Linked DNA regions of Homo sapiens: all the other regions are linked to region 2. A link is a loop called in an ENCODE intact Hi-C map of the cell type or tissue named here. Cell type or tissue: PC-9. All regions are shown on one strand. Links, peaks and the distances in the headings refer to the core of each region. The heading gives the core; the rest is flanking DNA.

Region 1 (10,682 bases), core at 1,898-9,897, 60 kb before region 2:
GGTGACCTGTCCTGGGCGCATAGCCGCATGTGATGACAGGCAGGACCCTGGCAGGGCAGAGAAACCAGCTCTGTTCAGAGGTTTCCAGACTGTAAATTTAAAGCCCTGTACAATTTCAACAACAATGAAAATTTAAGGATCAAGTGTACTGGCCTTTCAACCTTCCACTTTGCCAAATAAGCAAATTGAAAAAATAGTTACACTCATTTTTGCTATCATTTTATAAAAGGATATTTTTAACAGAAAAAAAGGGTAAAGAAAGTTATCTTAGAATAAAAGACAGTTTCTCAATTAAGTTCATTTGAAGTATGACAACTTGCTATACATTCCTTATTTTTCTACTTTCGTTTGCAGACCAGTGCAAAGGCTTTTATATGGACCAACCCCAGTCAGAAAGCAGGCACTTGGAAACCTCGTGTCTGTGAAGAACAAGGGGTGGAACCTCTGAAATCCTCCCCTTTGAGATTTCCCATGCATTCACACATCCTTCTGTGTGCCTTGAAAATGTAAGAAACAGATGTGGGCAAGAGGCAGCCAGAAGACTCCGGCACAGGCCCTGCAACCTATCTGCTCACATCCTGCTTGGGAGACATGTCAGCGATAAACTCCAGGAGTAGTCACGAGGGCTGACAGGGGTTCCTGCCCGGCTCTGCATCCAACAGCCTGGTGGAGCCTAGGCTAAGTCTACAAAAATACGGAGCTCAGAGCTCCTACCTAGATTTCTTTGCTTTATTCAGGCAGAATTGACAAATTAAAAGGTATGTATTTAAGGTGTACTACTTGATTATTTGAAATACATGTACACAATTATGCTAATTAACATATCCATCGCCTCACAGTTACCTTTTTGGTATGTGATGAGAACACTCAAGATCTGACCTCTTGGCAAATTTCGTGTACAACACAGTATTGTTCATTGCAGTCACCACGCAGGACACTAGATCTCCAGAATTTAAGTTACGTTTTGATTGATTAGGTATGAGTTGGGCCTAACGATAGCATTTTACTCTTTTTATTCTTTTTTCTTTTTTTTTTTGAGACAGGGTCTTAACTGTCACCCAGGCTGAGTGCAGTGGCACAATCATGGTTCACTGCAGTCTCAACTACCTGGGCTCAAGCAATCTCCTACCTCAGCCCCACAAGTCGGTGGGACTATAGGCACACCATCACGCTTGGCTCATCTTCTATTTCTCATAGAGACAGGGTCTAACTATGTTGCCGAGGCTGGCCAGGAACTCCTGTACACAAGTGGTTCTCCCGCCTTGGGCTCCCAAAGTGGTGGGATTACAGGCTTGAGCCACTGCACCTGACTGGACATTTTACTCTTTATCACAGCATTAGATACACATGGTCTAAAATATCACAAGGCTTATAATGGAAACAACTAGCCCCTGGCTCTGCCTACCCCACGCTGCTCATAGCCATGAGATTACGACCACCAGTGCACTTAGTGATGCTTTTGGGAATTCACTTCTATGCTCGTTAATAACATGCTCATAGGGCTAGATCCTGATCCTCCATTGAGCACATTAACCTTGGGGATCTGCAAAACCATGGCTTCTCCCCACTAAAGATGTCCATGTCCTAATCCTGGGAACATGGGATCCTGTGAACATGTCACTTTCCATGCCAGAAGGGACTTTGCAGGTGTGATTCAAGTAAGCATCTTGAGATGGGGAGATTTTCCTGGATTATCCAGCCTGGTCCAATATCATCATAAGGGTCCACATGAAAGGGAGGGATTATCCAGCCTGGTCCAATATAATCATAAGGATCCATATGAAAGGGAGGGATTATTCAGCCTGGTCCAATATCATCATAAGCGTCCATATGAAAGGGAGGGATGAGAGTGGAGTCAGAAAAAAGAGAGGTCGCCGTGGAAGCAGAGGTTGGAACAATTCACTGTGAAGACAGAGGAAGGGGCCAAAGCCGAGGAATGTGGCGGCCTCTGGAAGCTGGAAAGGGCAAGGAAGATTCTCCTCAGAGCTTCCAGAAAGACAACAGCCCTGCCGACGCCTTTGATTATAGCACAGTGAAGACTCATTTCAGACTTCTGAACTCCAGAACTGCAAGGTCACAGTTGTGTTGTCTTAAGCCACTGAATGTCCGGTAATGAGTTACAGAAGCAACAGGAAGCCAATACAGCTCTTTAATACTCCCCCAAATTACCACCCTGTTGCCCCAACAAACATTCGCTTCTCTTTCTTCATCTTCCCAATGTTGTTTATCTGGGTCTTCAGGAAGTCAATACTATGATTATGTAAATATTTTCCACTGAGCCACATCAAGAAATAAGATTGCATTTCTGTCTCGTACATGTGTATGTTTTCAAGCTTATAATTACTTTGGATTTTCCCCGATGCACCTCTGGCTAATTTTCAACAGCCACAATTTACTTGTAAAACGCTTTCTCAATTCTATTTTCCGCACAGCTTATATATCAAAAAAAAAATTCAGTTCATGTTTTTCCTGGAGGAATGCCTCCGGGAAACCCTGGTCTCCCAGCTTCCACCTGGACTGATGGCTCCCTGGGTCCCCTGCATGGCTGCCAGCCTGACAATCCCTTCTGTCCTGCTCTGCTTCACTGGTTTCGCTGCTGAGACTCCTCTTTCTTGGTTTTCTCTTATCTTGGACGAGCATGTGCCCAGTAACTGCCTGAGAAAGGGTGCAGACAAGAAACGTTTCTTGAGATCTTGAGTGCTTGAAAATGCCTGTATTTCATTTTCAAAATTGATCAGTAGTTTCATAAGCCAAGAATTCCACATTAGAAATTTGTTGCCCTTCCAGAATTTTGAAGGCCCTTGTCTTCTAGCTCCCTGTGTTGCTGTTGAGAATTCTAAGGGCCTCCTGATTGCTGATATTTGCTAAGTGGCCTCTGTGTTCCTCTAGAAGCTTCTAAGGCCTTCTCTTTATCTCTGCTGCAGTGATATTCCATGATGATTTGCCTTGGCCTGAGCATCTATCAGGAGATTTATGCCACTTAGCTCTAGGGAATTTTCTTGCATTTTAAAAAATAACTTATTCTCTATATATTTTTTTCCTTTTCTCTCTTTTGGAATTCCTGTTTGTCAGGAGTTCAACTTTCTTCTCTTGTCTTTTCATCTCTCCTCTCCTATTGTTGGTTCTTCGGCCTTTTGCGGTATTTTTTTTTTGGCAAAAATTCTCATTGTTATCTTCTAATCCTCCTGTAGAATTTTGTTTCAGCTCTGTCCTCTTTCCTGCCCCTAATCCTGGAGCTATGAATGTTCCTGCTAGGAGCCTGATCTTGAATCACAAGTATACAGCTCCTCTTAAGTCCTAGAAGGTTTTAATTGTGGGTTTGTCCAGAAAGTTTCCCTCTGCTCCCTGAATTGCCTGTTTTCTCTGAGATCCTTTCTGTCTTGTCTTTAGTTTCTGTTTGTCTGTGTTAGAGGGCTTCCTGTCTGGTGATCCTTGGCTATCTATTCATAGTTAAGAGTGAGACACTAAAATATTTATCAGAAACTGGTGTGCTGGGGCAGGATTTGCCTGTGCAGTGAGAGGCGAAGTACATGTTCAGAGGAGCCCACATTGTTAGCATCTGGAGCCTGTCCTCTGGGTGATGTTGTCCTCAGAGGTCATCTGTTTTCCTGCTTGCTGGTTATAGGTTTGGCTATGGCTGCCCTGGAGCAGGGATGGGGAAGGGGCCAGAAGTCCACCATTCAGTGTGCACAATTCATATCCCCACCTCACCCTGCACTGGAGTGCCAGCTGCCTCGATTTCCCAGAGGATCACCCTCGAGTCTCTCGTGGGATCAAGGAGCTAGTGTCTGCCTGAGCAGCAGATCTAACAACCCTTGGACAGCATTCAATAACCCACCTCTTGCCAACCCCATCTCATCCCAACCTTTCAGAGGGCCTGGAGTCTGATTCCGGAGCCTCTCGGGTGGATCCTCAAGGTCTTCTGCCTGCACCTCTGACTGCAGACACTCGGTAGCCAGCTTCCTTCCCTCTGCTAAGTCACCTCCCACCCATGGCTGTGTCTGCTTTCCTCTTCAGACATAACTCACATTGTCATTCATCTTATTTAATCCCCAGTCCTGGGCTCCTCATCCTGTAAGGTTCCCTGTTTTCATGCTTTTACTGACATTTTAGGGGGGGTGGGCAGAAAAGTAATGAAAGTACATGTACCACCGGCCATGTTTAAGCCTCTTCTGCCTGGGCTGGGCATGGTTGTTCACGCCTGTAATCCCAGCACTTTGGGAGTCCGAGGTGAGTGGACCACCTGAGGTCAGGAGTTCAAGACCAGCCTGGCCAACATGGTGAAACCCCGTCTCTACTAAAAAATACAAAAATTAGCTGGGAGTGGTGTTGGGCGCCTTTAATCCCAGCTACTTGGGAGCCTGAGGCATGAAAATCACTTGAACCCGGGAGGCAGAGGTTGCAGTGAGCCGAGATCAGGCCACTGTGCTCCAGCCTGGGTGACAAGAGTGAAATTCCATCACCAAACAAACAAACAAACAAACAAACAAAAAAGCCCCCCAAAAAACAAAGACTCTTCTGCCCATGCCTGTCAGATACTGAAGGAAAAACGCAAAGCACCTTCCAGGAAAGCTGAGTCACAGAGGTGCACAGAGCCAACCCAGGAGCTTCTCTTTCTCCCACAGCATGCACCCATCCCTAGCAAGTCCTGCCAGCTCTGCTCTAAACAGGACCAGGCTCAAAGCTCATCTCTTCACCTCCTTCACTACCTTCCCTACCATTCGTCTGGGATTCCTGCAGGCACCTCTGACTAGACTGCCCTGCTGTGTCCTCTTCAGTCTACTCTCAGAAATTAGACTCAGCTGGAGAGATTCCTGTTAAAACAAAAGTCAGATAATATGACCCCTTCATTCTAAACCTTCCGACAGCTTCCCATTTCACTCATGACAATATCCTAAGGCCTTACCATGAACTGCAGAGTCAACACAATCTTTCCATATCACCTCCTACTCCTGGCCTCTTTGCTTAATCTGCATCAGGCACACTGAACCCCTTGCCATTTCTCACACACACTGAGTGTGTTCCAGCCCCAGGGCCTTTGCACTTGCTGCTCGATCCCCAGATACTCCTATGATCATGTCTTCACTTACTTCCATGCTCAGCTGAAATGTTACCTTATCAGAGAGACCTCCATTGTTTTATCAATCCATTTGCGGCCTGAAAAAGTCTGATTGTGATTCCTGGGTTCCAAACACCTTGATCCTTCAGCTGCTGATATTACAATCAGAAATTAATACTGGTTATTGGTATTCTGACTTCTATTTGGAATCCACGAAGATCCCTAGGCCAACACTTCTCAAGCTTTAACGTGCATGTGAACCAGAAAGATGCTAGCCAGTGCTTCTTAGACTTTTACATACAAAGGAATCACTTTGAGAGCTTGCCAAATGCAGATTAAGACTCAGCAAGTTTGGGACTAGACCAGAGGTTTGCATCTGTAACACGCGCCCAGGTGATGTTGAGCCTGCTGCTCCCCAGCTTACCTTTTGAACGACAAAGTCTAGACCAAGGTGAGGATACTGTCCCTCTCATCCCAGACACACAAGAGAGGCTGGGCCTTCATCCCTCCCATCCCCACCTGTGGGCAAGTTACTCCATCAGCCAGAAGATGGTCAGCTCTTACAGCCTCAGAGGTCTAATGACGCAACAGCTGCAGCACCTGCTCCCTGGGTGCCCGCCTGTGGGGTGAGTCAGCGGCTGGACTGAGATGACAGCTCATGAGCATGTCTCCTGGGACTGTGCCTGTGGCCTGGGCTTGGGCCAGACTCCGTCAGCAACTAAATGCACCTGGAAGGCTCTCCTCAGCTCTGCAAATCCCACCAGCTGCCTGACCTGCTTTCCCCAAGCCCTACCACTCCTCTCGCCTACTCTTAACTGCCTTCGTCACCCCAGTTAGGTCAAATGGCATTCTCTTCAGAATGACCTCTACCATCTGTTGAGACTCTGTTATCTGCCAGGCAGTGTTGCAGGCATTTCCCTTGCATCATTTGATTTAACTCTCATAAGTGTGCTATGGGATGACTGTTATTACCTTCTTTTAAGATGAGGAAATGACACTGCAGTGACAATAACTAATTTGCTCAGGATCACAAAGCTGGGAAGTGATGGAGGTGGGATCCCAGGCTGGCTCTCTGATTCCATCTTGGGCAGGGGACATCACATCTGTGCCACCACCCTACTTGTGGTCTACCAGGCTCCACCACCTCCATTATCTTAGTGGACAGGTGGAGAAGCACCACCTCATCTTTGTGGAGGGAAATGCTGTACTTCAGCTTCCTTCATCCTAACACCCAGGGAAAAGGAAACATCCCAGTCCCATCTCAGCTAGCTTTCCTGTATTACCTAATATAAGATGGGATAATAACTGAGACTCCCAGGTGAAGGTCACAGCCCAGGGACACAGGCTCACTAAAAACCTGAAACCTAATCATTGGACTCTATATAGAATGATTCGCCTCCCCCATTTCTGCCCAGCACATCCGCAGTGCTCTTTTGTAGTAACTGGAACACAATATAAGCTATATGTCAGTGAGCTTGAAGATATATGAATAGAAACTTCTCAAACTGAAAGACAAAGGGAAGAAAGACTGAAAAAAAAATGGAGCACCATGTTTAAAAATGGCAGGACAATTACAAAAGGTGTAACATATATGTAATGGGAATACCAAAAAAGAAGAAAGGGAGAAAAGAACAGAAAAAATATTTGAAGTAATAATGACTGAGAATTTTCCAAAATTAATGAGACACCAAACCACAGATTCAGGAAACTAAAGAGAACACCAAGCAGGATGGATATTTTAAAACGTATACCTAGGTATATAGTATATATTCAAATTGCAGAAAATCAAAGATGCAGAGAAAATAATGAAAGAATTCAGAGGTGGAAAAAAAACCTACCTTACGTATGGAGGATCAAGCATAAGACTACATCAGACTTCTCCTCGAAAACCATGCAAGTAAAAAGAGAGTGTGGAGTGAAATATTTAAAGGGCTGAAAGAAAGAAAACACCACTAGCTATAGATAGAATTCTGTATCCAGTGAAATTATCCTTCAAAAGTGAATGGCAAATACTTTTGCAGAGAAAGAAAAACGGAAGGGGTTTGCTGCCAGTAGGACTTCCTTGAAAAAGAAGGGAAAATGACATAGGTGAAAAACTCAGGTCTACTAAAAGGAATGAAGAGCATTCAAGAAGAAAGAAACGAAGGCTAAAATGAATAATTTCTTTTTCATATTTTATGCTAATCTAACAGTTTATCATTTTCTTCAAGATAATAATAGTAAACATGTATTGGGTGATTATAGTTTATAAATTAGTGAAATGAATGACAAAAATGTTATAAGAGATGAGGAAAAGAATTGTGAATACTCTGTGATAACATATTCTCACTACACATGAAGTGGTATTGTGTTATTTGAAAATGGACTTGGATCAGTTTTAAGTGTATATTGCAAAATCACAGGCAACTACTAAAAAAATTGTAAAGAAGTATAACTGATATATAATGAAAGAGGAAATAAAATGGAATCATATAAAATTCTCAAGGAAAATCAGAAAAGGAGAAAAAAGTGTAAGAGGAAAAAGAAACAGAACAAGGGAAACACATAGAAACAGTAATAAATATGGTTGATATTATATCAAATATATTAATAATTAGTTTATATGTCAATGTTCTAAATATGTGAATTACAAGACAGACGCTAGCTGGGTGGATTAAAAAAACCAGACCTAACTGTATGTTGTCTACAAGAAACTCACTTTAACTATAAAGACACAATTAGAATACAAGTAAAGAGATAGAGATAGATATACCATGTTAATGCTGGAATATCTGTATTTATATCAGACAATGTGGACTACAGAAAAAGTATCAGGGCAAAGGGGCAAGAAGGGCGGCGTGAGCAAGTGGAGCCAGGAGGAATTTTAGGGCAGTGGAACTCTTCTATGCTTTACTGTAATCGTGCGTGCCTGACATTATGCATTTGTCAAAACTGCTAGAACTGAACAACACATGGAGTGAACCCTCACGTAAACTATGGACTTTCATGGATAATAATGTACCAGTACTTTCATCCATTTTAGCAAACGTACTGCAACAATGCAAAATGCTGATAATAATAGGGGACACTGTGGGAGGAGTCAAGGGTCTATGTAATATCTCTGCACAATTTTTCTTTAAACCTATCACTGCTCTAAAAAATAAAGCCCAGTTTTGTTTTGTTTTTAAAAAAAGAGGCCACGTGCAGTGCCTCATGCCTGTAATCCCAACGCTTTGGGAGGCCAAGGCAGGAGGATTGCTTGAGGCCAGGAGTTTCAGACTAGCCTTGGCAACATGGCGAGATCCTATCTCTAGGAAAAAAAAAAAATAGCTTGGCATGGTGGTGCATGCCTGTGGTCCCAGCTATTGGGGAGGCTGAAGTAGGGGGATTGCTTGAGCCCAGGCATTTGAGGCTCCAATGAGATATGATAATGCCACTCCACTCCAGCCTGGGCAACAGAACAAGACTCTGTCTCAAAAAAAAGAGAGAAAGAAAGAAAGAGAGAGAGAAGGAAGGAAGGAAAGAAGGAAATTATCACAACTATCGCTTCAGGCGTTGGCTGACCTAGACCTCCACCCCGGCCCTCACCACCTGGCCAGTCGGAGCCTTGGTCCTCTACATCCATGGGGCCCCTACTGCCTGAGCTAGGCAATCTCTCAAGACCCCAGGGCTGGCCTTGGCGGACAGTTCTCTAATTTCATTCTGGGTAAAGGGACCATGAGCGAGTTGCTCATGGCAAAGTCCCAGAGGATGAACAAGAGGCTGTGAGTCTCGGTCTGCCAGAGGGATTCTAGGAGAGAGAAGTAGCTTAATAAGCAAAAGGTGGCAAATATGAGCCGAAAGAAGGCCCCATCCCCTTGTAGTAGACATGCACTTCTGAAGACGGCTCAGTGGATTGGAGACTGTTCCCAGGGCCACCTTGGGAGGCATGAGGGAAGGAGCTTGGGTCAACCTGTCATACCCAAAGCAGAGTCACCCTCACTCAGGACACTTGCTGAACAGGGACAAACCAGCTTCATAGAAAATCCATGAAATTGTAGACTCCACCAGAAATTTTAGACTCCATCTACTTATTTCTCCTGGATTGTTACATTGAAAATCCAGGTCTCTCAGTTTAGACCTTTGGGGAGACTCTTCAGTCCTCTCCCCATCTGCTAACCTTGACCAAACACAAAGGAGAGAGGGGCTTCAGAGGAGGGTCCCTCGGACCTTGGTGGGCAGGACCCACTTTCCCTGTGCAGAAGGAAACTTGAAATCAGGAGACTGAGCCTCACCCAGGGACAGGCCCCACCACTGTGCCCTGACAGGCCCTTGTGGACAGAAAGGGACAGGGCGTAGCCTCACTTCGACCCTCTGGGTTTGCTGTGGGGCCAGCTGGGCCTGGTGTGGCTGAGCTCCAGAGTGCTGTCAGCCACTCCCAGTTCCCTCATGACCTGGGCAGGGAATATAATATCACCTCTATCTGTGCAGTAAGCACAGCAATGTCAGGGACACTGTTTTTAGAATCTGGCTTGCTCCCCTCCCCCAGCCCAACTGATTATCTGTCCTGGTTGCCAGGCACCTGTTTGCATTAGATACAGAACACTCCGCAGGGTCCCGAGTAGGCAGTTGTGGTCCACAGGCCACTGGCAAACAGAGGCAGAGCCACAGAGGGGCTGCTCGTCCCCAAATGTCTCTCCAGCCGCTCTGAAGCTGCTGCGGGCTGCTGTGCTGGTGATGGCTGAGATCATGAGATGAGCCCCGGGGGTCCCTGGGCATCCCTGGGAGGTCCTGGTTTGTGTTGCTGTGGTGGTCTTAGTCATTAAGAGATGACACTTTATAAAGAGGAAAAGAGCTTAGTAAAAGTGTTGTTCTCACCAGCAGGTCCATGGAGAAGGTGGAACACTGGACTAAAGAGACAGGCTGAGGAAGCCCTCAAGTCACCCCTGATGGAGGCCAGACCTTGAATGTTACAATCCCTCTGCTTATCGACCCTTAATAAAAATCTGAGCAGGTCTTCTCTGCAGGACACAGGAGGCTTTCTGGAAAAAAAAACATGGAAAAGTGAGTCTCCTAAGCGTTCCCAAGTGATTGATGCAGGACACATCTTAAAAGGATGAAAGGAGGATGGAGGAAAACTTCAGAAGGAAATAACACAGTTTGAATGAAAACACCTATTTTGCAGAAAGTCCGGAAGTGCTCGACCAAGAGATCGCGAGATGGGAGCAGAGAGTACAGGAAAGGAAGGAGGAGAAAGAAAGGCTGGAAACCTTTGAATGCACAAAAAAAACAGGTCATGAAAGATACCACGAGCCAACTAAAATCTCTGGCTGAAAATGTGCTGGACACCATGCAGTTGGAAGATTTCACTAGGGACCGCAGTGATGAGGGGAACTTGGAAGCAGAGCTAAAGAGGAAAGCAGAAAATGAAGAAACCACCCCCTTAAAAATTAAGTAAATTTTTTTAAAGTTATGTGCATACATTCTGTATATACAGAAAAGATATCTAAATTGTATGCACGCAGAAGGAGCATTGCCCCCACAAGGAACAGTTCATGCTAAATGGTGCAGATGAAGAGACTTTGACAAAGGAAGTTTCCTGAGCTGTGGGCAGGGATGAGAGCTCAGACAAATGATGGGAAGCCTCCCAGATGCCAAGGTTTCC
Region 2 (10,682 bases), core at 1,136-9,135:
AGGCGAGTGCATGCATGATGTTGTTCTGCCAGACACTGTATTTCACACTATGTGTCATTATTAAGTCTTTTATGCCCCATGAAACAGATGTGCTTCCTGTTTTATAGATGCAGAAAGGGAGGCTTGGGGAGGTTAGGAAACTTGTCCAAGGGTTCTCAGCTGTATAGTGGGAGCGCTTGGCTAGGCAGCATGGCCAGTCTCCTTCCAGAGCTTATGCAATTAACCATGGCATCAACCTCCCCTCCCTACATGCTACCATCTTCAGCCTAGGTCTCTGGACAGGTCCATGGGTCCCTAAGTCCTCTCTTTGATTGGGAAGGGGATCCCAGCACCCCTGGAATTGCATGCACAATGGCATGTGTCTGGGCTTATGGAGGCTGTGCTGGAGAGAGGGCCCATGGCCTTCAGATTTTCAGAGAAACCTGGGATCAAAAAAAGTTTGAGAATCACTGTCCTGGTTTCAGCACTGAAAATCCCACATCCTGGGATGCCTGCTGTTGGTAGCAGGCAGCATAGAGTCCCCAGAGGAGAAGATTGAGTTTACATTCCTGGCGGTTCTCCTATCTCAGCAGGAGGGAAAAGGCTATGGGAGGTGGGAACAGGGCACAAAGCTCAGAAATGGACTGGGGAAAGGCTGAGGAGGAAGTCCTGGGACAGAATGAGGTGATTGTGACAGCAGCGCTTCAACGTTCGGGGCAGAGGTTCCAACGCCAGATCCCTGCCGAAGGTACCTGCCTTCCCGCTTTCTCTTTAGTTGACGCCACTGTTTCTGGGACAAGTTGAGGAAGGAGCACCAGGCAGTAGAGGTTTCTGAGGAGTGAAAGCGTGGTCAGGAAGACCCCCTCACCCAAAATTCTGTGCTGATGTCTGTTTAGGCGAGTACCTAGGCCATGCGGGGTGATGACATCTGATATTGTGCTGGCATCATCCATAGTTCATGACCAATTCTCCCTCCCTCAACCACTGGGTGGTCCCTGGGGTGGGGGTCCCCAGGAACCCCCAAGAACAGGCCCCCTTGCAGACCAGCAGTTCTGGACAGGTCAGACTCTGAGGCCCACAGTGAGTAGCTTGCAAGAACATCCTGAAAGTGTCCCAAAGCCAATAGAGTGTCCCAAAGCCAACAGAGTCAGGAACATGAACTGTGTGTTTGATGCTCAGAACTGCATTCTGAGCGAGATATCTGGAGTGTGCTCCGGGGCCAAGTTCTCCCGTGACAGATGAGGGGATGGGGCTCTGAGATCACCCAGGTCGCTGCTACAGCTCCAGTCTGGCAACTGGAATTGATCAGCATTTACAGCTAGCTCCAGCCTGCTAAATCAAGAAAGTGAGGAAGGGCTGGCCTGACACATTTCCTTCACAGGCTCAACAATGGCTAGAACCTCCCAGGAGAGCCTGGGCTTCCTTGAGCCATATACCGTGGCAGCCCTATGGCCGGCACCGGCGTGAGTCAGTTTTTGAGATTACAAGGGGGTTGCTGGATGCTTCCTCCTCCACCTGTCTTTTGTTTCCTAAATTCAGGGTGCTTTTGTCCCTGAAGCCCTTTGGAATGTGTGGCTCCAGCTTCCCCAGCTGCTTTTCACCCTAAGGACCAGGCAGCTGCAGACTTCCAGAGACAACAACAGGGAATTATAGGTGTGAGTCCTTCGAGAGGCAGTTCTCCCAAAGCAAGCCCCACTTCCTAAAAGCAGCCACACTTGTCGCTCAAGCAAGGCAGGGAGGAGCATGGACAATGGTGTCAGAGCCACTCCCTTTTGAACATTTGCCTCTACAGAACCTGGCCGGGGCCATGGGATGCCCTGTTTGGCTACCTGAGGCCTGAATCTATCGGGATCTGTAAGAAGCGACCACTGACATTGAGAATGGCACCAGCCATCTCCAGAAGGAGCAGGTCATCTGACTCACTGGCCACACACTTCGCTTGTGGAAGAAAGCCCGAGGCTACCTGGATGAAGAAAGGCATTTGTGCTAAATTAGGCAGTTTACAGACCTAACACCATAAAGCAGCCACAGGGCTCCCTTCTCTCCTCTCAAAATTCTTAAGGTGCCAAAGACGCCCCCACCCACCAGCCTCTTCAATTCCAGGCAGAACCCAGCCCTGTGCCTGGCTGTCATCAAGGGCACCAGGCTGGTGTTTTGGCAACAAACCAGCTTTCAAAGTGACATCAAATTGCTGTGAATCACCCGATCTGATTCAAATGAGGGCTTAGGTGGATTTAGAGATAGCTGATTGCCTCAGATGAATGCACAATTGCCTCAGAAAGTAATTTACCTCTGGGAGTTTCAGGTACTAAACATTTAGAGTTTGCATTTAAACTCTAAACTGGGGCAGGGGCAGCTATTCTTTTGCTGGCAGGACCCAGTGAAGGCTGATCCCAGGTACCTACGACTCTTCTGTGATTGGTGCTTCCCTACCTCCCTGCCCCACCCCATCTAAGCACAATTCATTTTATTTCAAAGATGAAAAGGACCCTCGAAGTCGTGACTTGGTCTCCCCAGTCACGCCCCTAATGAGTGGAGCCCCGTGTCTGTCTGTGTTCTTCACCAGGAGTTTTTTCCATTTCCTGTGACTTTTGTTGCTGCGAAGTTCTTCCTGGTCCTGGGTCACAATTGATCATCTTCCAGCCCCAGTCACCCTGCAGGTCCCCATGGTGGAAGTCAACTCCCCTTCTCATGCCATGTTCCTTCACAGATGTGAACAGCACTCTCTGTCTTATCTTTTAAAGACCCAAACCCTGAGCCCCTCCTACTACCAAACCATGGTTCTAGAGCTCTTCATGTCTTATCCATCCTCCCTCTGGCTTTTCCTATTGGGGGCCTCCTTCTCAGAGGGTAGCAGCTACATACACCAGGGATGGACTCAATAATGTCACCTCCCTTGTTTCAGCCAGTAGACCTCTATTGATTTAATCTGAAGTCACATTGGCCTTTTGGCAGCCTGTCCCAATGGTGACTCATAATGAGATTCATTTAGAGTCAATCAAACTCTTATAAAGGACACTGCCTGAACATATCCAACAAAGCAGGTAGCTGTTCTGTTGAACTTTGGAGCAAAATGTCCGACTTTTACATTTGTCCCTGTTAAATTTCTCCATTTTAATCTGCCCCATCATTCCTTCCCTGTCATTCCTATAGTTTTCTGTCATCTGGGAACCTGTTGCAAGTGCCTTCTGTCGATTGATCCAGATGATTGTTTACAGCGCAATTTTGTTATGGAATCACCTAACTATGTCAGCCTACAGCTTGCTTTCCTCTGCCTTGTTCAGAAAGGTCACAGAAGGCTGCTTCTTCACTGCTTTGCTGAAACATCTTAAAGTGTTGGGCCAGGAGAAGTGTTAGAGACCATCTGCTTCAAGCCCTTCATTTTTCAGATGAAGAAACTGAGGCCAGGTGAGGTAAAGAGGCTGCTAAAAGATCATACAGTGACCTGGTCTGCAGCAGAGCCAAAGATCAGGACTCAGAGATTCCCGTACCCAGGGACCCTCTGGTTATTTGCCCAGCAAGGAAACCACTGGTACACTCCATCAAGTCTGCTGGAAGACTCCAAAACAGTGGACAACAGAGCCCCTGCCCTTGGGAAGAAAGGCTAAGTGGGCCCTGAAAAGTAAGTAATCAACTGATGACTAGAGAAACAGAATGTGGTCCAGACATACAATGAAATACAGTCCAGCCATGGAAAGGAATGAAGCGCTGACGCATGCTACAACGTGGGTGAACCTTGAAAAATTATGGTCAGTGAAAGAAGCCAGTGGCAGAAGACCACATATTGTATGATTCCATTCAGAGGATTTGCCACAATAGGAAGATCCCTCGAAACAGAGAAAGCACCTTCGTGGGTGCCGGGGGGCTGGGGGGTAGGGGGAAATGGGGAGTGACTGCTAATGGGTACAAGATTTCTTTTTGGAGTGACAGAAATGTTTTGGAATTAGACCATGCTGATGGTTGCCCAACAATGTAATGCACTCAAAACCACTGAACTGTGCACCTTAAAATGGTTAAAATGGTGAATTTTATGGCATGTGAATTATGCCTTCATCTTTAACAAGAGCATCAGCCTGTCTTCCTGCTCTCTGGTGGACAGTGGAGAAGAAAGGAAAGGAAGGAGGTCAAGAACAAACCCTTTCCTCCTCTCCCAGCTGAAGAGCTTTGCAGACGGCGGGGAGGGCCTGGAGGGGCCGCTCTCTGGGCAGCTGAGGGTTGCTTTTCCACCTAAAGGGCCTGTCTGCCATGTCCTTCCTGGCGCATCCTGAGTGTCCCCTGGGCTGTGGTCCTGGGACCTCCCCCACTCTTCTGCCCTTCTGCCGCGATGGAAACTGGGCCTCCCTGGGCTGCTGCTCTGCCTTGGAAGGAAATGGGGGACACTTGCTTGGCTCTTCAGCACCCGCCCCGTGCTTCCGCGTTTGTGTGAAGGGCAAAGGTTTTAGCGATCTCCTGCCAGGCTCAGATCCGCTCCTCTACACGGCACGCCTTGCTCTGGCCAAGGCTCCATTCGGAGGAATTCGGGTGCGGCACAGCGTCAGGGTCCAGTGACAGCAGCAGCAGGAGTCACCTGGGAGGCCCCCAGCTGGCCTCAGAGCACGGGCAGGAAGAGGAGCCAGAAACTGAACAGCGGTGGGGAGGGGGTTTGGATAAAGTATGCAGAAATCACCGTGGAGAAGAGAAGCAACTGGGGCTGTTTGAGAAAGAAAAAAAAAAAAATTAAATCCTCTGCCAGTTTGGAAGCGCATTGCTTTCATGTCGGCCTGGCTGATTCCCGCGTGGGCGTGCGGCCCTGGCTCTGGCGGCCTGCCGGGGAGCGGGGAGCGTGGGTGGCCTTCCCAGAACAAAAGTTCAGGCTGCAGGAGTCACCTGCGGGAGAGCCCTGTCCCCTCCCACCAGGGACCGCTCCGCCCACCGCCCAGGGCAGTGAGCACCGCAGCCAGGTAGCCCTGCTGCCAGGGAGGGAGGGCGAACATGCACTGCGCACAACACACAACACATGCACACAACAGACAAAAGACAACACACACAACACATACAACACAAATACAACACACAACACATACAACACAAACACAACAGACAACACAAACAACATACAACACATACACACAACACACACAACAGACCACACACAATATACAACACACACTACAAACAAGCACAATATACTAGACACAATACACAACACATATACAACACACAATACACAACACACACTACAGACAACTTACACACACCACATAACATACAATATACAACACAACACACACACAACAAACCACGCACGCCACAANNNNNNNNNNACAACATACCACACAACACACAATATACAACATACACAACAAACCACACACAACACACACCACAAACCACACACAACATACAACACACATCACAACTACACAATATACACCACATACAACACACAATATACACAACACACACCACATACCACACACAACATGCAACACATACCACACACAACACATACAAATGCATACCACATACCACACACATACAAACACATGCCACATACCACACAAACCACACAGCGCACACCACATACACAACACACAACACAAACCACACACTGCACACACCACACAAACACATTACACAAACCACACACTACACAAAACACATCACACACAGCACACACATCACACACAACACATGCACCACATATACACCCACATACACACCACACACACCACACTTCACACACATCCCACACACCCCTCTCTCTCTCTCCTTCCCTGTCTCTCTCTGTCTCTCTGTCTCTCCCTCCCTGTCTCTCTCTCCTCATGCGTTCTCACCCATGGAGAATGTAAGTGAGAGGAGCTATTTACGTCATCCATAAAGAAGAAGGGAGGAAGGACCACAGAAGCCCACTCTCTATCAGAAGGGCCAGAGCTCAGGGAGCGCCTTTGTCAGCAAGATGGGAACCAGCTTTTACGGAGCACTTTGTGTCTTCAAAGAACTTCACCAACATTGACTCATTAAGCCACCCACACCTCTGAGGCAGCTGGGGTGGCTTGGTTCTCCCTGTCAGAGAGGAGAGAGGTCAACGCTCACCTCAGGGCACAGGGCAAATTCAAGAGAGGGCAAGGGCCAGTGTGTCCCAGATGACCCGGCCGAGGAACCTGCTTCTGTGTCAGGGAAGGGGTCAAGTGAGGTCGGAAGTCAAGGACCAGCTCTCTAGGTGCTGAAGGGTTAAGGAAGGAGGAAGAGAGGGTGGCCGGTGGCTGGTGGCATCATGTTACCTTCTGCCTGTCATCCAGAGAGCCAAGCTGAACAGGCATCAGGGTGCCTGTGAGGAGGGGTGGGCCCAGCCTTCCTGGGGCAGCAGCCCCTCCACTCTCTTTTCCTGTGCTGACAGAGAAGGGAGAAGAGGTCTCAGAGAGGCTCTTGGACCGAGTTCCTTTGTTCCTCCCTTCTAGGAGTGGTGCATTTTTACAATATCAACAGTCCTCACTCCCAGGCAAGATCTCTGTAATGCATCACACAGATGAATCCTTCTGTATCTCAAAGTTCACACACAGTATGAACTTAACAGCCAACAGGGAGCTTGTTTTTATGCTAATGGAATGGCAAAGGGAAAGTTCTTCCCAAATGAAAGAGCTTTGATGTCCTGTATTTCTATATGTGTGTGTATGTGTGTACACATATATATATACACACAAATATATATATATATATATATATACACACACACACACACACACATATATTTCCTCCAAAAAAGAAATGGCTGGTCCGGAGCTGAATCTCTTTCCTCCTCAAACCCCTACTTGGAAGCAGGCATTCCTCCCATCGTGAAAGGGCTCACATACAGCACAACTTGGTTTCTGAAAGCTTGGCCTTTGGAGCTAGAAAGATTTGTTTCAGTCATTGTCTGGATGTGGAGAAGAACCTGACTCTTAGAGGCAGCTTTCTCTGACCCCATCGCTGCCTGGGATCCCAACATCTAGGAAGAGGTTTAAAAGAGAAACTGTCCAACCCCAAACCAAGGGCAACACAAACCAGCCTGGCTTCTTCACTCACAGCTTGAGCAAGCTGCTTGTCTCGGTGATTATTTGGACACATGCTACGAAGCACAGAGACATACGCTTACCTTTTGTTTTCAGGGATTAAAGAGAAGATTTTAAAAATCTGAAGCCAAAAAGACACAGAGCAACAGAAGCAGCTGTACAAAACACACCCTCAGAAGGGAACAACTTCAGAAGAGAGAACGAGCAGGACCCTCAACTTTGTCCTGAGCCCTTCATTGGAAAGCTTATCCATCTTCATTTTTCCTAAAACTGGGATTTGTAACTAAAACCATTTCCTAAATGCTACTATGGACATTGTAGTACCAGGCACAAACTAGGGTAGATGTGTCATTTTCAAGGACAGTTTAACTGGGTGCATTGTATTTAGGTCAAGTGACTTAAAATGCTAGGTTGGACAACTTAGGTGAACTCTTTATTGGCACAATGTAATGCATATTTTGCACAGCCAAGTCAATCTTGCATTCTTGTTAGAAGGTGTGAATTGGTATTTTCAATCAGTGGCAGCTGACTATAGTATCAAGAGCCCAGGAGTTCAAATCTGCTTCTGTCATCTACCCACCAAAGGACCTCAGGCTGATTAAACCCTTCTAGACTCATGTCCCCACCTCTAAACAAACAATAGTAATGGCACCTCCCTGGTAGGTTTGCTGTAAAGATTAAATGAGATGTTGCCGCAAAACAATGAGCCACAGTAGGCATTCTCTTTGCCCTTGGATTTGTTTTTCCACAATACAATTCTATGTACCTTAGAAAAATCAAATGATGATCTGGTTACTTATTGACCTAATTGAAGGGATGCCTATAAGGTTATTGAAATTTATGTGTTTTTGTTTGTTTGTTTTATTGGCCTTTTAGTTAGAAATAAGGATTGAGGAAAGAAAAAAGGGGGAAGAGAGGGATGGAAGGAGAGAGGGAAAAGGAAGAGAAAAAGGAAGGAAGGGAGGGAGGGAAGGGAGGGGAGAGAAAGGAAGGAAGAAGGAAGAAAGGAAGGAAGAAAAGGAAGGAGGGAAGGAAGGAAGAGAAGGAAGAAGAGAAGGAAGGAGGGAAGGAAGGAAGAGAAGGAAGAAGAGAAGGAAGGAGGGAAGGAGGGAAGGAAGGAAGAGAAGGAAGAAGAGAAGGAAGGAGGGAAGGAAGGAAGGAAGGGAGGGAGGGAGGGAAGGAACTGAGCCTATTTTAACCAAACACAGAGAACTTAGAATGGAGCTAACCTTATCTCTTCCACATCTGTATATGAAAATCTGAAAGAAAAAATGTCCTCCCGTGTTTTTTTGCTGCTTTATCAGAGGTGCTTGCAAGCCTCCGCCTGGGCAGGCTGTGGCCTGTTGCACCTGTTTGTGAAGACCTTCCTTTTCTTGAAACAATACACTGAATAAATACCCCTGGAGTTCGAAATCTGGCAAAGCAACTGAGAAGGGGTGGGGGTGGCGGTGCAAAAACTATGAGAAGAAAGGCATTACACACAGTAAGAGCTTGCTCAGTCAATATTTGTTGAATGAATGAATTCTAGCTTCCGATTATACCTTTGAGCTTTAATGTCTCTTGGCTGCAGAACTGATCCCCCGTTTCAGCTTTCTGTGTTCATGCTGCCATTGCATAGACTAGAACGGCCATTTCATGTCACCTGTTTTACAAGATGTAGAGCACATTCTCAGACCACCTGCATCACAGTCATCTGCTAAAAAGGCATATTCCAGGCCTTTCCAAATGCCAAAGACCAGGGATTCTGAAGATCCATAATCCAGTATGTGACTGGCCCCAAACTGGCTTCTTTAGGTGAGGGGAGAGAGGGGAAGCGTCTGGCTTCTACAGAGGGAGAAGGGAGAGTTGACCCGGAGCCCCAGCCAGCCTGCACCCCGGGGGTGGAGGAGAGTTGGGGGGCAGGGGCACTAACATTATTCTTTTTTTTTTTTGAGACGGAGTTTTGCTCTTGTTGCCCAGGCTGGAGTGCAATGGTGCGATCTCAGCTCACCGCAACCTCTGCCTCCCAGGTTCAAGCAATTCTCCTGCCTCAGCCTCCTGAGTAGCTGGGATTACAGGCACGTGCCACTACACCCAGCTAATTTTGTATTTTTAGTAGAGACAGGGTTTCTCCATGTTGGTCAGGCTGGTCTCGAACTCCTGACCTCAGGTCATCCACCCATCTCGGTCTCCCAAAGTACTGAGATTACAGGTGTGAGCCACTGCACCCAGCCTAACATCATTCTCTTTCAACCTGAGGGTCTAAGAGACACTGTTAAAGAAGCTTCAAATAAAGGCTTGTTATTTAAACTTATAAAACAGCCCCCTAAGAGACCAAAATAGCAATAGCCTAAGCACTATATTAGCAGGAGGGAGGAGGGAACAAATCTTCGTTTCTCATGGGAGAAATCTACCGATAATGCCAAAAATGGGTATTTTTGAAGCGGTACACGTACATTACTTAGCAACCTGGGGTGGATTGCCAGCAGAACTAAAAGCAGAAATAGTTACAAGATTTAATTTAAAATGGTGATTTCTGTGAAGCTAGCCTGGGGTGGGGTGGCCAGGGCAGGGAACTCTTGTTTTCCACAAGAAAATATTTCTATACGGGTTGATTTTTTTCCCAGCCATGTCTAAATCACAAAAGAAAGTTAGACTTTGTATTCGAAAAGCATTTGGGCTGGTTGAGTCAGTCTCTGGGGTTGGGGATGGTGGCCCATGAAGGTGACTCCAAAAGCTCCCAAATGAGTCTCTGAGCTGCTGCTGAACCTGGGACCAGGTAACTTTGTGAAGTGAATGAACCAATGAATAAATAATGAAAGAAGAATCAGAGAAGTCAACACTGGCTGTTTGATATGCACACGGATATGCCAGTCTTGCCCAGGGACCCAAATCCAACCTAAATTGAAAGGCAAAACTGAATATAGCTTCACCTCAAGGCGCCTCTTCCTCTCCTGCACCCCTTTTTTTTAACCTATTCTAATTTCACAATTAGGAAATAATACAAGTATTGAAAGTTACATCATACATAAACCATTTCCCCAAATGTCCTTGGCTGGTGCCATCACCCAGGAACTCCCAGGGTGGCTGGTGATCACAGAAGACTCCATTTAGACCACTCAGCAGGGTACGCCAAGGACAGTCCTCTCAACCTGCAGAACTTTCTGGTTTAAAACAAAAAACAAAACAAAAAACCACTGCTTTTAAGACTTAAATCAAGGTCTTCAACAGAAAAGCCAGAGACAAACAAAAACAAACAAACTGATTCTGTTTTCCACCAAGCTCAAAGAGCCTTTGCCAAAGTAAATCAAAGCACTCCAGCAGCCAGCTTATTAGGTTTAATCATCAACTGTGCTTATCAGATCCTTCATTTGTAAGTCCCTTGAAGAAAAAAAGTGCAAAATGATTCCTTTTGTGCTTTGGAGATTGATATCAAAGCAGGCCTTGAGGTCAACTACAGAGGTGCTTTAAGTGGAAATTATAAGCAGGAAACAAAATGCACTCATTCAATTTCTTCAAGTTGAGTGGAGACCTCCTGGATGCCACGTGTCAGCTTTACCTGCTAGAAACACACGCTCACCTCGCTGTCCAAGACCCTGGAAAGGGGAACCCCTTGAATTGATTGGATTTTGCTCCCCTTGGCCAATTCTTCACTATGGTTTAGAGATTTGTGGTCTTCCAGTGGCATTCTAC
Region 3 (10,682 bases), core at 1,305-9,304, 210 kb after region 2:
GAGCCTAGCCCTCACCAGACTGCATCCTGGACCCAATAGCCCCTGGATCTCCACATCCCTGGAGCCCCACTGACATCCCCTGCCCACAGATGCTACCATGACTGACGGCTGCCCCCAGGGCTGAAGTGCGAGTCAGTAACAAAGAGCCCACTGCCCCTGGCAGTGATGCTGCCACGCATTTTCATGCACCTTAAAAACAAACCCCCCTGCCCACAGCAGTCACAGATGCCAATGCACACGCAAAGTGTGCACTCCTCAGCCACCTGTGGCTGCTGCCACTGAAAGCTACTTAGCCCTCCCCAGAAGCAGGGCTGCAGCACATCTTGGGCCTGGGGATCACCCCACCTCTGCCCACCACAACGAGGACCTGCAAGCACCACTGGGGGTCTGAGGACAGGTCCACCCAGCCTGGCTCTGCACCCCCAGTGTCCAGGCATGCCAACCAGAGGACTGAGGACTGCCTAGCCTAGTCCCCACCGCTGACACCTGAGCCCTCCTCCCAGGGGCTTCAAGTTAGGCCCATCCAACCTGCCATCCCTGCAACAGTGGGCACCCACCTGCACATGCCACATGCAGGCCTGGCAACTGGCCCACCTAGCATGTTGTAGCCACCACCAACACCAGCACAAACTGCTTGGGAGCCAGAGATTTGTCCTGCCACTGCTACTGCCATCACCCACACTATGCTTGTTGCCTAGGGGCCAAAGAACCTGCCCACCTGCCTGGCCCACCACTACTGGTATCTGAGTAAGCTGCCTGGAGTCCCAAAAATCAGCTCTCTTTAACCTGCTAACACTGGCGCCAGCGTACACATCCCTGAAGCCGAAGGACAGGCACACTTGGCACACTGCTACTACCACTGGGACCTGAGGACAGGCCAACCTGGCATCTTTCCCCCGGCAAAATTTGACCACAGCCTCCACTAATAACCACATCCTAAGCCACTGAGGAAATCAAACACCACTGACACTGTTAGGCCAAAGAAATCACACAGAAACTATGCTACTGTACCCACAATCGAAACCAAAGTGCCCTACTCAACACTACAGATACATCTTCAGAAAAAAGTTCCCACCCATGAAAGCAAATTCAAGAAATTGGAAGAAGTGACTGTTACACTAGATGTGCAGATATCAATGTGAGGAGAAAAAAACATGAAAAAGCAAGGAAATATAACACCACCAAAGGAACACAATAATTCTCCAGCAACAGATCCAAATCAAAAAGAACTTATGAAATCTCAGGGAAAGAAATTCAAAATAATGATATTAAAGAAGGAGAGTAAGATACAAGTGAATACAGAAAAATAGTTCAAAGAAATCAGAAACATAATTCAGGATATGAATGAGAAATTACCAAAGAAATGAGTATCATAAAAAAAGGACCAAATAAAAATTCTAGTACCAAAGAATGCATTAAATAAAATATAAAATACATTTGAAAGCTTCAACGATAAACTAGATCAAGCAGAAAAAGGATTTCAGAACTTGAAGAGAGGTCTTTTGAAATAAACCAGTCAGATAAAAATAAGAAAAAAGAATAAAAATGAACAAGGCTAGGCCAGGTGCGGTGGCTCATGCCTGTAATCCCAGCACTTTGGGAGGCCGGGGCGGGTGGATCACGAGGTCAAGAGTTCAAGATCAGCCTGGTCAAGATGGTGAGACACCATCTCTACTAAAAATATGAAAAAAATTAGCTGGGCATAGTGGTGGGCGTCTTTAATCCCAGCTACTCGGGAGGCTGAGGCAGAGAATTGCTTGTGAACCTGGGAGGCAGAGGTTGCAGTGAGCTGAGATCACACCACTGCACTCCAGCCTCGGCGACAGAGCAAAACTCTATCTTAAAAAAAATGAACAAAGCTTACATGACATATAGGACACTATAAAGTGACAAAATATTCTAATTTTTGGTGTCCCAGAAGGTAAAGAGAAAACTAAAAGAATAGAAAACTTATTTAACAAAATAAGAGCTGAAAAATTTCCCAAGTTTAGCAAGAGATGTATACATCTGGATACAGGAATCTCAGTGACCCCCAAACAAATAAAATGCAAAAAAAGGTCTTTTCTATGTCACATTATAGTCAAACTGTCAAAAATCAAAGACAAAGAGAATTCTAAACACAAGAGGAAAGCATCTAGTCACTTATGAGGGAACCTCAGTCAGACTAACAGTAGATTTCTCAGCAGAAACTTTATAGGCCAGGACAGTGTGGAATAATATATTCACAGAGCTGAAAGAAAAGAAAACTGCTGTCCAAGGAAATGATACTATACCCAGTAAAGTTTTTCTTTATAAATGAATGAGAAATAAAGTCTTTCCCAGACAAGCAAAAGCTAAAGGAATTCATCACCACTAGACCATTCCTACAAGAAATGCTTAAGGCAGTCCCACATTTGGAAGCAAAAGGACAGTATCTACCATAATTAAAATACACAAAAATATAAAAACCCATTGGAAAAGCAAACACACAAATAAGGAAGAGCAAAGACTCAAATATTACTACTACAGAAAATTACCAAACCACAATCATAAATAAGAGAGAAAGGAACAATGGATATACAAAACAATCAGATATCAATTAATAAAATGACAGGAAAATGTATTAACCACTCCACTTAAAAGATATAGACTGAATGAATTTTTCAAATGATCCAACTATATGCTGTATAAATGAAACTCATTTCACCTCCAAAGACACATATTGACCTAAAGTAAAGGGATGAAAAAAGACATCCCACACAAACAGAAACCCAAAACCAAGCAGGATTAGCTACACTCATATCCAATAAAACAGACTTTGAGTCATAAACAGTAAAAAGAGACAAAGAAGGTCATTATATAATGATAAAGGGATCAATTCAGCAAGAAGATATAACAATTCTAAACATATATGCATCCAACACTGGACCACCAGATATATAAGGCAAATATTATTAGATCTAAAGGGAGAGATAGACTTTAATAAAATGATAGTCAGGGATAGGACTGAGTGGCTTAAGGTGGGTCAGTGAGTTTCCCAGAGCTTCAAGCTTTTAAGTGGAGGAGCTCAGAGTCAAGCCCCTCTCCCAGCTCTGCAGGCCTCAAATACAACCACCATCCCACCAGAAACAGGTCCCCCTTGGCTTTGATGTACCACTGAGTTTGAGGGGCTCCTGAGACCCCCAGACATCTCTTCAAGCAACACTACATCTGAAAGTCACACATCTGAGAGGTCCTTAGGGGTATCAGTCTCATTGGAGACAGTGACAGAAGCTGGAGAAAGGCTGGGAGTGCAGCCCCCCAGCAGGAGGTCTCACCGTGGATGGGAAGAGACCTGAACCATCTTCAAATACTCTTACGTGTCCCATTTTAAGAAAATAGAACCAACGTGTTTCCAGCAAATTGAACACACATGGACATTTTTTAATGAACTCCAGTCAGCCCATCTGTCAAAACTGAAGATGCTGGAGAAACCTAAGACTCCTCTAAAGTTACAGCCAAAAAGATGTGATATACCTCCAAGAACTGCACAAGGGATGCTGCTAGCAACACTTCAGTGTTGTGGTCAACAAAGAAGTGGAGTAGAGGAGGAGTTTCTCTCTTGCCCTTCCCTGCGAAGATCGCTTTCCCCAGCATCGTTCCCAAAAATAGCAGCCGAGCTTTTAAAACACACACACTCCAGATCTGTGCTCCTGGGAGAGCTTGTTCAACTCACATCCTGCATGTACACAGAGCTCTAAATAGAGACTCCTAACTCTATAAAGGAATTCCTTTTAAGGAATCCACCCAAATCTGTTAATAACCAATCGTAGAATAAACACCAAAGGATCAAGTGTGTGTGTGTGTGTGTGTGTTTGCACGTGTGCACGCATGCACATCAGTGCATCTAAGTGTGTATGGGGGTGAGGGACCTTCTCCTTCCAGAACCTCCCTCCTCCCACTTGTCCTGCCACTGCTACTGCCTACTCTGTAGCATAAGGGCCTGCAGACCAACAGGAGCCCAGGCAGCAAATATCACTCCTGAGGGCCCAGATAAGACGCTGTCACTCACCACATACCAAAGAAAATGATATATATATAATATACATAATATATTCAAATATATACAAATTTGTATTTGATATGTATACATTAATTTTATATAGTGATTATAGAGATAGATGATATGTTATATATATTCTGTTTCACTGTGCTTACACTATTTTCACTGTAGAAAAGGGACAAATAGAGGCTGCGGCAGGACGGAAGGGTCACTTGCTTTTACACTGTGTAACTTTTTGTGGCTTTGAATTTTGTACTTGAAAAAATTAATTTGTGTGTGTGTGTCCTGCAGGTAAACTGTTGTCTTCTAAAAAATTTCTGCTTGACTTCCTAATCTCCAGCAGGGACCAAAACTTTTTCAGGAGCTCAGCAAGCCCTCCCCTCCCCACCCATCCCCAACACACATGTACTCACACACATGCATGTCACACACCCACACAACACACATGTACTCACACACATGCATGTCACACACACACCCACGCAACACACATGTACTCACACACATGCATGCCATACACCCACACAGCACACATGTATTCACACATGTATGCCACACACCCACACAGCACACATGTACTCACACACATGCATGCCACACACCCACACAGCACAAATGTATGAACACACATAGGCCATACACACCAGACACACACACCACACTGACACACACACACACACACACACATGCATTTGTCAGGAAAGAGCCTTTCACCACCCGCTGAGACCCCTCCCGCAGCATTTCTGAGCCCAGGTGCAGGGCAGGGCTCAGCTGGCCAACCAGGCCAGCATCAGGTCACAATGAACTCGCAGCATGGATAGGAAAGGCCCAAGTCCTCTAAGCCTCAGAATTCAGTGCCACCTAGAGGCTCCTCTGTTGCATGATTTCTCAATTCTGAGTGAAAAGACAGGCCCAGCCACTGGCCTCATGAAACAGGAGGTGGTCCCATGAGCCTGTAATGTCCAAAGAAGGCACTCATATTTCTTATGAGGACTTGAGAGATTGGGGCTGCCTGTCCGAGCTGCTGGCCAGGTCCCCAAGACCTGGAAGTGCTCAGTATCCCCTCGCAATTTTGCCACTCTACTCAGAGTGCAAACTGGTCAATCACTTCTGGAAACTATCTGGCAATATCTATTTGAGTTGAGCATGTGCAGCCCCTCGGCACAGCAGTCACACTCCTGATCTATACCCAACATATATGTGCATATAAAACTCCTGCCCACCCCAGCTCACTGAAATAAGGCCCCTGAAAATCCCAGCCCCTCAGCTGGGCCATTCCCCCTTGCAGGGAAAGGGCTGGAGGAAGCTGGGAGCTCATGTTGCTCCCAGGCCCAGCAGCATCGCAAGTGTGGATGGCTCCCTCCATCCTGCCCCCTCTCGGTCCCCACCCTCTGAAGCAGCGGTTCTTAGCCAGGGATGATTTTGTCCCCTGGGGACATTTGGCAATATCTGGAGACATTTTTGCTTGGCATACCCGGGGAAGAGGATGTACTGGCAGCTGGTGGGTAGAGGCCAGGGGTTCTGTGCAGCATCCTACGGTGCATTGGGCAGCCCCACGTGAAGGAGCATCCGGCTCCAAACGGCAATAGCAATGAAGCCAAGATATTGTGCCTTAAGTTCTCAATGGCGGAAGAGTGGGTGTAAATTATTACTTATTTTAAATAATTGGGCATTTCAGCTAAAGATTTAGAATTAAAAAATTCTATTACAGGAGAATTCAGTTCTAAGGCAGATGCATTTATCTTGCATTTTAAAAGAACAAAGCTGCCTAATGAAAACGGCAGAGTGAGACCATGCACTTCCTGGGCTTTAGATGCATCTTTTTCCCAGCCTGGGAAGCTGTTCCATTCTCCAGCGAACACCACTTACTACCTAATGACTGTTCCCCCATGGACCTGTGAGTGCACTGAAATCCAAAGTTCTTATGCTGGATCACTCAAAGGGATAAAAATACATTTCTACTCATTCTTTTCTTCCCTAAAGGCAATGTCTTGTTTATCCTTCCTTGTCTCTAAATAGATAATTTAATCAAAATGAACTAGCCAGATGATCTACAATAATCAACATTAGCTGTGAAAATTGTTTATGGAACTACTCGCTACCCAGCACAGATGTATTCACATTTCCTTCATAGTGCCTGGATTCTACTAGACATCACAGAAGCACATTCCCTACAAATTAGTGATTATATATATTCATTGTTTTTTTTTTGTTTTGTTTTGTTTTTTTTGCCAAATGCTTTCTAGATTGTTGCCCTATTTGTTGTTTAAGAAATGCTGACCCTTTTCACAAGACAGTGCTGAAAGCGAAGAAAGAAGTTCCTGCCCCTCCTAAAGCCAAAGCCAAAGCAAAGGCTTTAAAGGCCAAGAAGGCAGTGTTGAAAGGTGTTCACAACCACAAAAAAAAGAAGATCCACACGTCCCCCACCTTCCGGCGGCCCAAGACACTGCAACTCCGGAGGCAGCCCAAATATCCTTGGAAGAGCACCCCCAGGAGAAACAAGCTTGACCACTATGCTATCATCAAGTTTCCGCTGACCACTGAGTCGGCCATGAAGAAGACAGGAGACAATAACACACGTGTGTTCATGGTGGATGTTAAAGCCAACAAGCACCAGATCAAACAGGCTGTGAAGAGGCTCTATGATATTGACATGATCAAGGTCAACACCCTGATTTGGCCTGATGGAGAGAAGAAGGCATATGTTCCACTGGCTCCTGATTACGATGCTTTGGATGTTGCCAACAAAATTGGGATCATCTAAACTGAGTCCAGCTGGCTAATTCTAAATATATGTATACCTTTTCACCATAAAAAAAAAGAAATGCTGAAGGCTCCTTTACTGTTTTATATATTAATTCAAGTTGTTCAAATGCAATCCAACTAAATTTTTAATTTGTCTCACTGTTCTCCTCTTAAATAATTAAGTATTATCCTTTGGAAAACTGAGTTTGATAAAAGAAACCAAAATCCAACAACTCAAAATATCTCAGCAGAAACCAACATAAGGAATCAGTATAATCCTCATTGGCTGCCCCCAGAGTCATTTAGGAAATCAACCTCAAAGTAAATGTAATCAATAATTTGCTTTAAATTCAAAAAGATGTGTACATCACAAACTAAAATTCCAAACACTATCAGAAGGTATACAATAAAAAAGGTCTCCCTGTCATCTGATTTCCCAATCTCCCTACTGTCAACAGTTTTTTTGTGTGTTCTTTCAGAAATTCTTTACACGTACAACAAACAATATATATTTTGATAAATTATAGTTGTGCTATATACACATTGTTGCTGCTGGTTGCTTTTTCTTCCTTTTTTCCTGTGGTAAAATGCACATAAAATAAAATGTACCCTCTTAACTATTTTTAAGCGTATAGTTAAGCAGTATTCAGTACATTCACATATTTGTACAGCCATCACCATTATCCATCTCTGGAACTTTTTTTATCTTGCAAAATTGAAACTCTGTACCCATTAAACAACTTCCCATATCTCTCTCCCTCCACCCCCTGGCAACCATCATTCTTTCAGTCTCTATGAATCTGACTACTCTAGATACCTCATATAAGTGGAATCATAGTGTTTGTCTTTTGGGGACTGGCTTATTTCATTCAGCCTAATGTCCTCAAGGTTCATTCATGTTGGAGCGTGTGTCAGAATCTTCCCTTTTGAGGTTGGATAATATTCCATTGTTACATGTAGCACACTTCGCTTATCCGTTCATCACTGACGGACACTTGGATTGCTTCCACCTTTTGGATGTTGTGAATAATGCTGTAAATGTGGTGTACAAATATCTCTTCAAGACCCTGCTTCCAATTCTTTTGGATCTATATCTAGAAGCGGAATTTCTTGATTATATGGTAATTCTATGTTTAATTTTTTTAGAAACTGCCATACTGTTTTGCACAGCAGCTCCAACAAGTTACTTTCCCATCAACCATGCACAAGAGTTCCAGTTTTTCCACATCCTCACCAACACTTGTTATTTTCTGTTTTTGTTACAGTAGGCATCCTAATGGGTGTGAGGTGGTATCTCATTACAGTTTTGATTTGCATTTCCTTAATGATTAATGATGTTGAACATCTTTTCATGTGCTTACCAGCCATTTATACATCTTCTTTACAGAAATGTTTATTCAAGTCCTTTGCCCCTTTTTCAATTGGGTTGTTTGTCTTTTTGTTGTTGATTTTTAGTCCTCTATATATACTGGATATTAATCCCTTCTCAAACATATGATTTGCAAATATTTTCTCCCATTCTATGGGTTGCCTTTTTACTCTGTTGAAAGTGTCTTTTTGATGCACAAAAGTTTCTCACCCTCATGGAGTCCAGTTTGCCTATTTTCTTCTTCTGTTGTTCATGCCTTTTGTGCCTTATCTAAGAAATCCTCACCAAATCCAATGTCATGAAGATTTTGCCCTGTTTTCTTCTAAGACTTTTATAGTTTTCAAAGACATTTAGGTCTTTGATCCAATTTGAGTTAATTTTTGTATATGGTGTTAGAAAAGGTCCAACTCTATTCTTCTGTTTGTGGAGATCCAGTTTTCCCAGCACCATTTGTTGAAAAACCGTTCTTTCCCTGTTGTCTTGTTGATCTGTCCATGTGGGCCCATACAGAATTCCCTCATTCCTTTCATGGCTCAGTCATATTCCATCATATAGAGGTACCATCCCTTTCCAACCTGTCCCCTGCTAAAGCCCTAAATTCCTTTCTACTGTGTTGATTTTGTAAAAATGATAGAGTATACATTTTTATTTATGTGCAGATGTGTGTGTGTGTGTTTGTATATATACACACACACATAAATTCTTGGAAGTAAAATTCTTGGCATAAATTATTTGCAGTAAAAAAAAAAAAAACAAAAAAAACAGATTATTCTGGCTGAAAAGGCAGAATCATCCAACCCACCACCAGATAATCCATTTGTGTTTTTTAAATAAAAATTCATTGTAATAAAATTGAAGCAGTCAAGAGAGACATGAAATGAAAAATGACATTTTCACCTCAGCCCCAGTCATTCTACCCACTGGTTAACAATTCCTTGCAATTTCCTTCCAGAAAGAAATGATTATGCATATACTCAGAAATATGTACTTGTATATTTTTATTTGCATGAGTAGGCAGACTATAGACATTACTATACATCCCAAATATATTCTAGTACTCTGCTTGTTTTGTATGTGTGTGTGTGTCTTCTGGAAAAGTTACACATAATTAGCTTTCTACCAACAGAATTGTATATTAGAAGGAAAGTTTCCTTACGCCAGTGTCATCATGGGAAACCATCAACATTTTAACATTGACAGTTAGATAGGTAAAAAGTATGTCTCAGAGAAAATAGATATTACTTTTCTTAAGAATAATATGGTTTCTGTTCTAGGAGCCAGGAGGTGGGAGGAGAACAAGATGGAAAAACTTTCCATCTTTTTATACTTATTTTCTTGTGAAGGGTCTTTATTTGTCTTTTGCCCAGTTTTTATTATTTTATTGCTTTTTCTTCTGGAATTGTATGTTTTATTTCTTATGGAAATTAGTTAGGCTAGCTGCTATAACAAAAATAGCCAACAAAATATGTGTCTTAAATGAAATAAATGGTTGTTTCTCTCACCTATGACAGTCTGAAGTGAATGTCTCATACTGCTACACATGGCCACTCATATGATACACTAAAATCACATTCAGGTACCCAGGTTCCTTCCATCTTATTTTTCCACCATGACTCAAGATGTTGTTCTCTTCCGCAATGTCAATACTGGGGTAGGGGCACATCTGTGTTCTAGCTATGGAGAAGGGGGAAGAACATGGGCAAGAGTCATACCAACTCCTTCAAACCCCTGGCCCAGAAGTGACCCACATTGCTCTGCTCATATCCTATGGGTTAGAATTTGGTCATATGGCCACATCTAACTGCCAGGACAGCTGAAAGATAGAGTATAGTTGGGCTATGTATTAACTATCTACTCTATTCTGCCTAACAATATTACCACTAATAACTTAGGGCTTAAAACTAAACATTTCTTATCTTACAGAATCTGTGAGTCAGGAGTTTGGTTTGGCTCAACTGGGTCCTTTGCAAGATGGCAGTCAAAGCACTGGCTAGGCTGTAGTCTCATCTGAGGTTTGACTGGGGAAGGATACACTTTCAAGTCCAGGCAGGTTGGCAGAACTCAATTGGACTGGAGGCTTCAACGTCTTGCCTTGTTATCCATCAGCCCTGCCCTGTTATCCTCAGCTCTTAGAAGCCCTCAGTTCCTTGCCATGTAGGGTTTCCTCAAGGCCAATGGGGAGAGAGAAAATCCAGCAAGATGGATATGACAATGCTATATATATAATTACATACACACAATCATGTCAATCCTGATACCTTTTCCATGCACTATTGATTAGAAGTCATATGTCCTACCCATACTCAAGGGGAGGAAGCAACATAAGGGCATGAACACCAGGTACTAGGGATTGTGAAGGCCACCCAAGAGTGCTATGTAGGCCTCTCTAGAATCCCATGACAATTAAAGAAGGAAAATAGATTTCAGTGGATATCTAGCTGTCAGCTTCCACCACAAAATGTGTTGCAAATATTTTTCTTAGCAAAGAAAAATGCTCAGAAAAGTGCTAGGTTGAAAATTGGCTTCATACTTTAATTTGATGGTTAT

What was found. Hi-C counts contacts between places; a loop is a spot of excess contacts. Peaks named below come from ENCODE experiments on the same cell type or tissue, not always from the same donor. Only the 100,000 strongest peaks of a DNase experiment are listed, where the experiment ranks them.
Region 1: it touches region 2 in a loop (6-fold over the local background); 14 of 110 quality-filtered maps call a loop at or near these places.
Region 3: it touches region 2 in a loop (4-fold over the local background); 15 of 110 quality-filtered maps call a loop at or near these places.

What each region holds. Positions count from the first base shown.
Region 1 is chr21:38,847,875-38,858,556 of GRCh38, forward strand. It overlaps LOC101928398 (a long non-coding RNA gene), which reads left to right and starts at 9,665. Exons shown (of 3, transcript NR_109926.1): 1 at 9,665-9,751; 2 at 9,902-10,081; 3 at 10,203-10,682. In PC-9, for the core only: no CTCF peak of the experiment used is centred there; a DNase peak (open chromatin) is centred at 5,757; H3K27ac peaks cover 877 bases.
Region 2 is chr21:38,908,749-38,919,430 of GRCh38, forward strand. The region is part of intron 2 of ETS2-AS1 (ETS2 antisense RNA 1); the gene reads right to left. Among named protein-coding and RNA genes, the nearest start is that of ETS2-AS1, 24 kb to the right of the region's middle. RefSeq lists enhancers at 5,672-6,172, 6,173-6,673. In PC-9, for the core only: no CTCF peak of the experiment used is centred there; DNase peaks (open chromatin) are centred at 1,923, 2,023, 4,483, 4,883 and 1 weaker place; H3K4me3 peaks cover 1,957 bases; H3K27ac peaks cover 3,954 bases.
Region 3 is chr21:39,121,256-39,131,937 of GRCh38, forward strand. It overlaps the pseudogene RPL23AP12. Among named protein-coding and RNA genes, the nearest start is that of LINC02943, 42 kb to the left of the region's middle. RefSeq lists a silencer at 4,768-4,827. In PC-9, for the core only: a CTCF peak has its summit at 4,924 (motif pointing left); a DNase peak (open chromatin) is centred at 4,896.